Linked DNA regions of Homo sapiens: region 1 is linked to region 2. Evidence: read pairs that join two places in POLR2A ChIA-PET (ENCODE). Cell type or tissue: OCI-LY7. All regions are shown on one strand.

What was found. Peaks named below come from ENCODE experiments on the same cell type or tissue, not always from the same donor. Only the 100,000 strongest peaks of a DNase experiment are listed, where the experiment ranks them.
Region 1: POLR2A ChIA-PET joins it to region 2 with 6 read pairs; 3 of 35 experiments call an interaction of 5 or more read pairs at or near these places.

The regions. Positions count from the first base shown.
Region 1 is chr22:35,802,543-35,807,542 of GRCh38, forward strand. All of the region lies in intron 3 of RBFOX2 (RNA binding fox-1 homolog 2), which reads right to left. Among named protein-coding and RNA genes, the nearest start is that of APOL5, 87 kb to the left of the region's middle. In OCI-LY7, no CTCF peak of the experiment used is centred here; no DNase peak of the experiment used is centred here.
Region 2 is chr22:35,742,346-35,747,345 of GRCh38, forward strand. It overlaps RBFOX2 (RNA binding fox-1 homolog 2), which reads right to left. Exons shown (of 14, transcript NM_001349999.2): 12 at 4,128-4,216; 13 at 3,578-3,650; 14 at 1-1,904. The coding sequence ends at 1,860. Among named protein-coding and RNA genes, the nearest start is that of APOL5, 27 kb to the left of the region's middle. In OCI-LY7, no CTCF peak of the experiment used is centred here; DNase peaks (open chromatin) are centred at 2,046, 2,355, 4,196 and 4,748; H3K4me3 peaks cover 3,136 bases; H3K27ac peaks cover 3,449 bases.

The DNA of each region.
Region 1 (5,000 bases), 60 kb after region 2:
AGGGCTGGGACCATAAAAACCAGCAATTTTCACTGCCAGAGAGGGCAGATCTGACTTGGGACAAGGGGGAGATTGAAGGAGTGGTAGAAAATCCATAGCTCTGACAGCTAAAAGGGGCCAACCTGGTGGGAACCTAACAGGGAGAAGACATTCTTCTAGCTTGAGGCTGTGGTCTGAAGAGGGTGCAGTGGAAGACCAGCTAGAAATCTGAAGGGGAGATCCTGGAAAGAAAAGAGTCACAAAAGGGCCAGATATGGTCTCCTCACATCCCTGGGTGGCTGTGAAACTACATGGATGAGGAAGGGAGACATAAGAGGTCTCAACAGAAAGAAAACCCAAGGCAGGCTTAAGAACTGGCTGAACTTTCCATGCACTTCCCAATCAACCTGGATCATCAGAGGGTGAAAGCTCAATAAGCTTCAGGTGTTTGAACACCACCTCTGCACTAGTCACAGGCTAACCATTAAGCTAGGAAGACACGGGTGCCTCCTAGCCAGGCTAAAAACAATAAAACAACAAATGAAAATCAATAAGCAGAAACACTAGTGGCCGTATACTGTGTGGGAGTCACATGTCATAGTTTAAGTATGGGCAAATTACTTAAAACACACACACACACACACACACACACACACACATGCCCATCACAGAAAAATAAATAACACCCCACAGTCACTACAATGCATTACTAAAATGTCCAATTTTCATTAAAAAATTACAAGCATGCAAAGAAACAGAAAAGTGACCCAGATTCAAGAAAATAAGCAGTAACTAGAAACAGACTAAGGCCCAGATGTTGGATTTAGCAGACAACGTTAAAGCAGTAAATACAAATATATTTTTAAAATTAAGGCTGGGCATGGTGTCTCACACCTGTAATCCCAGCATGTTAGGCAGCTGAGGCGAGAGAACTCCTTGAGCCCAGGAGTTCAAGACTAGCCTGGGTAACATAGCGAGACCCTGCCTCTACAAAAAAATACAAAAATTAGCTGGGTTTGGTTGCATGTGCCTGTAGTACCAGCTACTCAGGAGGCTGAGGCAGGAAGATCACTTGCGCCCAGCAGGTCAAGGCTGCAGTGAGCTGTGATTACACCTCTGCACTCCAGCCTGGGTGACAAAGTGAGACCCTATCTCAAAAAATAATAATAAAAATTAAAGAAAAATATGAGAAGAAATCTCAGTAGAAAAATGTAAATGGAAATTCCAGAGTTGAAAAGTATAATAACTGAAAGAAAAAAAATCACTAGATGGGCTCAACAGCAGATTTGGGATGGCAGAACAAAGAAGGAGTGAACTGAAAAAGAGACCACCAGAAATTATCCAATCTAAAGAACAGAAGGAAAAAAGATCCAAGAAAAATGAATAGAACTTCAGATTTTGTTTAGGTTCAGACTGAATTTTTTTAAGAAACAAAAACCCCTATGGGAGAACACCAAGTATTTTAATTTATGTGTTGGCTGGGCGCAGTGGCTCATGCCTGTAATCCCAGCACTTTGGGAGGCCGAGGCAGGCAGATCATGAGGTCAGGTGTTTGAGACCAGCCTGGCCAACATGGTGAAACCCCATCTCTACTAAAAATACAAAAATGAGCTGGGCATGGTGGTGCATGCCCATAATCCCAGCTACTTGGGAGGCTGAGGCAGGAGAATTGGTCGAACCTGGGAGGCAGAGGTTGTACTGAGCCGAGATTGCACCACTGCACTCCAGCCTGGGCAACAGAGCAAGACTTCATCTCGGGGGAAAAGAAAATTATGTGTAATCAGAGGCCCAGGAAGAGAGAAGAAAGGAAAAAAAAATTTGAAGAAATTATGGTGAAAAACATCCCAAATTTGATGAATATATATTTCAAAATCTCAAGAGAACCCAAGTATGATAAAAACAAAGAGATCCACTCCTAGACACATCATAGAGAAACGGCTCAAAGCCAAAGACAAACAGAAAATCTTGAAATCAGCAAGAGAAGAACAACTCATCACCTACAGGGGGACCAACACCAGGGTTAACAGCTGACTTCTCATCACAATCAGCTGACTCCCATGGGAGTGGTCCATGGGATGACATATTTAAAGGGCTGGGGGGTGGAGGAAGAAACTGTCAACCAAGAATCCTATAGCTAACAAAACTATCATTCAAAACTGAACACATAAAAAAACAACATTCCCAGATAAACAAAAACAGTATTTGTTTCCAGCAGGCCTAAAAAAAAATACTAAAAGAAGTCCTTTGGACTGAAAGGAAATGACACTGCATAATAACTTGGACCTATAGGAAGACATGAAGATCACTAAAAATAGTCAAAAAATAAAATAAAATGAATCCTGTCAAGAAACTGAAAAAAGCCACAGACTGGGAGAAAATACTTGGAAAAGACTTATCTGATAACGGACTGTTATCCAAAATATACAAAGAATTCTAAAATCTAATAATAAGAAAACAAACAACCTGATTAAAAAGTAAGACAAAGGCTGGGCGCGGTGGCTCACGCCTGTAATCCCAGCACTTTGGGAGGCCGAGGCGGGCGGATCACGAGGTCAGGAGATCGAGACCATCCTGGCTAACACAGTGAAACCCCGTCTCTACTAAAAAAAACACAAAAAATTAGCCGGGCGTGGTGGCGGGCACCTGTAGTCCCAGCTATGCGGGAGGCTGAGGCAGGAGAATGGCGTGAACCCGGGAGGCGGAGCTTGCAGTGAGCCGAGATCGCGCCACTGCACTCCAGCCTGGGCGACAGAGCGAGACTCCGTCTCAAAAAAAAAAAAAAAAAAAAAAAAGTAAGACAAAGACCTTACCAGATACCTCACCAAATAAGATATAAAGATAGCAAATAACCACATGGAAGGATATTCCATGTCATATGTCATCAGGGAAATGCAAACTAAAACAACAATGAGATACAACTACATATCTATTAGAATGGCCAAAATCCAGACACCAAATGCTGGCGAGGATGTGGAGCAGCAGGAACTCTCATTCATTGCTGGTGGAAATGCAAAACGGTAGAGCCACTCTGGAATGTAGTTTGGTGGTTTCTTATAAAATTAAACATACTCTTATCATATGATCCAGCAATCATGGCCCTTGGTATTTACCCCAAGAAGTTCAAAACTAAGTCCACAAAAAACCCTGCATATGAATGTTTACAGTAGCTTTATTCATAACTGCCAAAATCTGGAAGCAACCAAGATGCCCTTAAATTGGTCAATGGATAAACAAACTGTGGTACATACAGACCAATGGGTTATTATTCAGTGCTGAAAAAGAAATGAACTATTAGGACTTGAAAAGACACAGAGGAAACTTAAATGCATATTACTAAGTGAAAGAAGCCAATCAGAAAAAAGCTACATACTGTGGGATTACAACTACATGAAATCCTGAAAAAGGAAAAACTATGCAGATAGTTAAAAGATCAGTGGTTGCCAGGGGTTGGGTTGTGGGGAGGAGAGAGGGATAAACAAGCAGACCACAGAGGATTTTTAGGACAGTGAAATTACTTTTTGTGATGCTATAATGCTGGCTATATGCTATACATTTATCCAAACCCACAGAACGTACACCAGTAAGAGTAAACTCTAACAGACTTTAGGTGATAAAGATGTATCAATACAGGTTCATCAATGGTAACAGGTGTACCACTCTGGTGTGCAATGTTGTTAGTGGGGGAGGCCATGCATGTGTGGGAACAGAAAGTATATGGGATAAGTCTGTACTATCTTCTCAGTTTACTGTGAACCTAAAACTGCTCTAAAAAAGGAGATCTTAAAAAAAAAAACAACGTAAGATTGTTTAAAGTAATAATTATAATAGTGTATTGTTATATATCTAAAATATACAGGTATAATATGTATGACAATAGCACAAAGGCGCGTGGGGAATGAAGCTATATTAGACCTAAGCTGCTATATTTAACCAGAATAAGACACACATGCATGTGCACACACACAACCATTAGTAATAAGTTGTGATAAGTCAAAGATGTAATTCCTTGAGAAAGCACTAAGAAAATACAAGAAACACCAGCACAAACAAAAAATAACTAAAGAAAAAATATCACAAATGGATGTAAAAGGTACAAAAATTATTTAACAGGAATCAGTAAAGAAGGAACAAAGGAACAATAAAAGGCATGAGACAGTAAAATGACAGACATAAATCTACCTACATTAATAATTACATTAAGATGCAAATTGACCAAATGCTCCAATAAAAAGACAGAAATTTTCAGACTGGATGAAGAAGCAAGAAGCAGGATCTAGCTGTGCACTTTTTTCGGGGAGTGGGGGACGGAGTCTCACTCTGTGGGCCAGGCTGGAGTGCAGTGGCATGATCTCAGTTCACTGCAACCTCCGCCTCCCCAGTTCAAGCGATTCTCCTACCTCAGCCTCTGAGTAGCTGGGATTACAGGCGCACACCACCACGCCCGGCTAATTTTTGTATTTTTAGTAAGGACAGGGTTTCACCATGTTGGTCAGGCTGGTCTGAAACTCCTGACCTCAGATGATCCAGCTGCCTCGGCCTCCCAAAGTGTTGGGATTACAGGCGTGAGCCACCCCACCTGGCCCTTTCTTTTTTAAATTTTGTTAAATAAGAGATATACTTCAGATACAAAGCAGTTGAAACAAAATGACAGAAAAAAATATGTAAACAGTAACTATGAGAAGGCTGAAGTGATTACATTAATATCAGACAAATAGTTTTACTATTTCTTGGTTAACTATAAGCCAAGAAATAGTAAAAGAGACAAAGAGGGACATTTCATATTGATGAAAAAACCAATTGGTTAAGAATATTTTGTTGGAAAGACTGTCTAGTAAACCATAAAACAAGTCTCAATAAATTAAAAAAAATTGAGATCATGTGAAGCGCCAAAGAAATTAAATTATAAATCAATAAAAGAAAGAAATTTGGGGGAAATCCCCAAACATTTGGAAAGGAAACAACATACTCCTATGCAACCCAGGAGCAAAGAAGAAACCACAGGAAAAATTTTTAAAATGTCT
Region 2 (5,000 bases):
TATTCTACACAACAGGTCAACGCCCTCTCAGATATATCACTCTGCTTACAAAGAATGCTTGATGCTGTCATAGGTCAGTCATTTTAATTCAGGGACATGAGTCAGTTATCAGTCAAGAACATGTGTGGAGGCAGGAGTTAAAAACAAACCCAAAACAAACCCATAACCAGAAGCTCCATGTCTCTGAATTACTCCCTTTAGCAGCTGTCCCTTGGGTGAAAGGTCACCCTAGTACCAATGTGACTAGACCAGGGAGCCAAAAAGACCGTGCTTTTCTATTTCCTAATGCCTTCATTTGGGAAATGCTGTAGGACACTTGCTTTTATCAGTTCTATCTAACAGCTAGAAGAGAAACACTCCCTCCTACCTTGATAACATAGAAAATTACAGCCAGATGGCAACGGCAGTGACTCACTGCGCGACTCTTTCTGGTGATATAGAAGACCCTTGCCATCGCAGACCCTCCTTCCAATATGGGAGGGCAGCAATCTCAGGGCCTCTGCATTTTATGTCCTGTAGTGTTAATGTGTACAAAGTGGTCCGGGTGCTCAGCGGGGTGTTTTTGGAGGACAGTGAGAAGCTCAGCGGGATAGCCACAGGCTCAAGACTGTGGATAGAGAAGTGACTCATAAAGGCTCTGGAAGATGAAAATTCCTATGGCTTTGGAGCAAGTACAAAGTGCCTCTGCCTGCCCTTCCATGTCCTCATCACCAAAACTTCCAGGGACTACTGACCTAGGACCTGGTACTCTATCTTTCCCCAGCAGATTCTTTATTCTATTTTTTAAACTTTGTACTTTCTGAGGCAAGAAAAAAGTAAGAAATACCAGATCTTCTAATATTCCTTTTCCCTTCCTCACCCTCTTTAATGGCTGTCAACAATTTGTACTTCTAATCCTCAAGACATCTGGGGGAAATCTGGTCACTGGCTTATTCACTTTTCTGTCCCTGGGTCCTAAATTCCTGAATCTTATGGACATGAGAGCAGGGTGTTAATAAAAGAATACATGAGCTAAGCTGTGGTTCAATTAAAGGAGAAGAAGCCTAGAAGGAATGCTAGGTTACAGGAACAAAAAGAAATGATCTTTTTCATACTCCAGAGTTCATTCTGAGATCGGTTTCCTAATGAGGTGTTTATTATCCACTGTCTGAGAGCACGTTTGGAAATATCAATACTATAATTCCAAAAACTATGCCAGCTGTCTCAGGCTGTGCGTGTAAGATGATTGTAAAAAGAACGGAGAAGACAGGAGGGAAGAGGAGAGGAAAGCGTCTTTTTAATTCTCCTGCTTTGTAAGCACAAATTCCTATCTATCAGCATGTGGATTCCAGCCACAGCCAACCAGAATTGCCTGTCAAAGACCAGAAACTCAGAAGACTAGAAGAATATCCTGTTGCAGAAAGATCTCTTCCACTTCTGCTTGTCCCCCAGTCATTCAGCACCAGATACACTTTGGTAATTCTGTCTGCTGATTTCTGATCAGATGCATTTATCGGCTCCTAATGTCTCTCCTTCCTCCTTGACTGCCTCTTCCGTGATTGATAGAATAAGCTAAGCACGGACATACAGACATGGAAATGCATTATTTTTTTTTTTTTTACCACAGTTTAAAAAAAAAAAGAAAAAAATGCACAATCTTTGGAACAAAAGAATTAAAGGCAGAAATTTAAAGGAAAAATACATATTCAAAGAACATAGTGAGGTATAAAAAAGTATTCTTTCTTTTTTTGTGTTTTTTTTTGTTTGTTTGTTTGTTTTTCCTCTTCATCTTGCTATAGAGTTCCTCTACTAGTAAATATTGCAATAGCCAGGCCTCATGAACTGGGGGGCTGTCCCATTTGCAGGGGTCTCACGTCACTTCAGTAGGGGGCAAATCGGCTGTAGCCACCTCGGTATAAACTCGCCTGCAGTAATTAAAGAGATAAAAATAATTAAAAGGTTGATGAGAGAAGCATTAACAGTGAAGAAAAATGTCCAGAGAGGGATCTAGAAACAGCCTGCTTCGAAGCCTCAAAGCAACTGATCAAGCATTGCCTTGTGCAGTGAAGTCAGGAAACCAACTTCTGCTTCTAAGGTGCTCAGACCAGAGCCCAACACATTTATTGCTGACCTGATATTCTCAAGGAGAGTATGACGACATTTTATTTCATTATTTACATGAATTAGCACAGAAGGGAAACAATACACAGTTGAAAACAAGTTCCGCAAAGAGTTTGATTTTTAAAAGCACAGGTTTTTGTTTACCTTGATACAGCCTTATAATCCTGGTGGAAAACAGATCACCAGTTTCTCCTTCTCACATATGACCCATCGGCAGTGCACGTTACTTCTGACACGATCCCTGCCATGTGTGGTCACAGCCCATGTTTGAGATGGTGCCACATCTAAACCTGAGCCAGTCTTTAATAAAGTCTGTTTCCTCTATCATCTACGAAGCACACCAACTAGGCTGTTTCTTGACATATTCACATTTACATATCTAGCTGGGGTTTTAACTAGGCTTTATTCCTTTATGTTTATCAAATGACTTTATCTAATGGCTTATCTCTTTCAATTAGAAGTTTCCCAGGAATGCATCTTTCTCAGGTCATTCTTTTAGCATAGGACTTATATCATTTTAGGACGAAATACAACCTCAGGCACTTCTACCACTGCCGTTATATTGTAATGCTCTACTTCATTTATAAACATATATTCCCTCAGGGCCCCCTATTACTTCCTTCCACAAATCTTCATCAGTAGAAATTTGGTGTGAGAAGTAGCTTTCTCATATTCCTTTAGGTCTTACATTTTACATTTCATTCTGTCTCCTTTTCAAACAACTCTACCCATGTCCAGAGGTAGTTGCCCAGTTGCATTTTGGATTAGAGAGAAAGCCCTGGCAGAGGTGTCACTGTGGAATGGCCTGTCTTTGTTGCAGCCTGTGAGTCCTAATCACTGAAACTGGAGGCATCCAAGCCAACACAATAATACTGCAGTGAGGTGGTTGGTCAGAAGAAATTATGCTAGTTCTATGGACTTCTTCGATACTTCTATCAACAACACCATATTTTGCCACAATTGTTATCAATAATCAATAATAAAATATCCTATAAAGCATTCACTTAGGAATTTCTAGTACTATCTACCAGAAGGCTTAGGAAGAGCAGAGACATCCTTTAGATTTGCATTTGAAACTTAAGTTTTTGAAAAGCTTACTGTGAATACTACAGCCTTATGCTCCATGCTCCTTTGCCAACACCTATCAATGAAACTATGCCACAGGTATGCACTCAACATTTGAACCAATAGAAAACATTCACCAGTTCCCCTATTTCTCTCGCAAATCATGCCACTACTCGGGGCATATTATCAATGATCATTCCTTTCTGCTGCCCTTAACTAGGCCATGTGGCTCACATTATAATAACACACAAATAAAGAGGGTGACATGAAACTTCCAGGTAGATCTATGTGGCTTTAATACCTTGATGGTGGATGAAAGGCTGAATTTACTACCTCCCTAGATCTTCTGTAGTCTACGGGTAAAAGAAGGAATGAAATGGTTTTATAAAGCAATGGTATATTATATACTTACCACAGCGCCAACTCCATAGCTAGCGGCAGGGGCAAGGGCATGGTAGGGGTCGGCTGTGTACACCCTGCCATAACTGGAAAGAAGAAACACAATCAGACAGATAAAGAAAAGTGTATGATCTAAAAAAATTAAAGGGATTACTGTGCTTTAAGACTTGTGAGTCACTTGGTCTTGGATTATCATAAGGAAACTGGAATTACAAGGAATAGGAAAAAACCTTTCTATTTCTACTCCCAAATGCAATAACTGAAAAAAATCTGAAGTACTTCCATAAAATGGAAAAGAAAGGAGTTGGAGATGAGGAAGAGAGGGACTGGAGTCAAAGTCAAAGAAGAGATGAGAACAAGAAAGAGGGAGTGGAGGACAGAGTCGGTGCCTTGTGCTTTAGGCATGACAGAGGCCATCAAGAGGTCTGCAGAAAGCCCAGGCTGGCAAGATGCCCGATGTGCTAAGAGCTGCTGTGGAAATGGTGAAGGGAGGAAAATGGGTGACATTTTGGGATGGAACAGCTCTCATGCATCCCAAAGCTCACCACTGTCTCTGTACATACCCGTCACTGTAAGCGGCTGCAGCGGCTGCAGCAGCGGTGGCTGCGGTTGCAGTAGCAGGCTGTGCATATCTGTAGGCTGCATATCCACCCTACAGGAGAGAAGAGAACTGACTTTACAGATACCTCTCCCCCCAGGTGTACAGAAAAACACACACCCGCCCACACACAGACGTACACACATGTAGACACAGGGACTGACACAAACATAGACACACACATGGGAAGAAAATGTTTCAAACTGCATCAGTCTGCATGTTATTATTCCTCCAATAAAAAATTAAGCCCTACGATATGCAAGGATTTGCTTTCCAATTTGTGATAGTATTAAAAGTAAAGTTTGGTAGTACCTGTTAAATACAAGGAATGAAGATATGATTTTGAATCTGTCTTACTTCACAGTCTTTGTTGGAACTTTCAAAAGCGAAAATATTTACAGCAAGTTGGGAGCACTCTGACAAGAAATATAAATTATAAAGTTAAAATATATGAAATCTGTATGTGTTGACTTCAGATTCTCTAACGTGTTCTTGGATTGATTCATTAATAAGAGACTACAGCATGTAACAGAAACCTCTGCTCCATCCGGCCTAGCATGTTTGCCAAGAAGCTAAGATAATCAGGTAATATTTAGAAGGAAAAACAATGTAGATCAGGGGTCAGCAAACTCTGGCCTGTGAGCCAATGCAGCTTGCCACCTGTTTTTGAAAGTACTTGTGACAGAGACCAATGTCCTACAAAGCCAAAAATATTTACCACTTGGCCCTTTACGGAAAGTTTGCCAACTCAGATCTACATTTCATACTTGAGCAAATCAATTACAAATTTCTGAGGATTCTTTGGCTGGATTCAAATAGATCAGGAACCCTGCTTCTA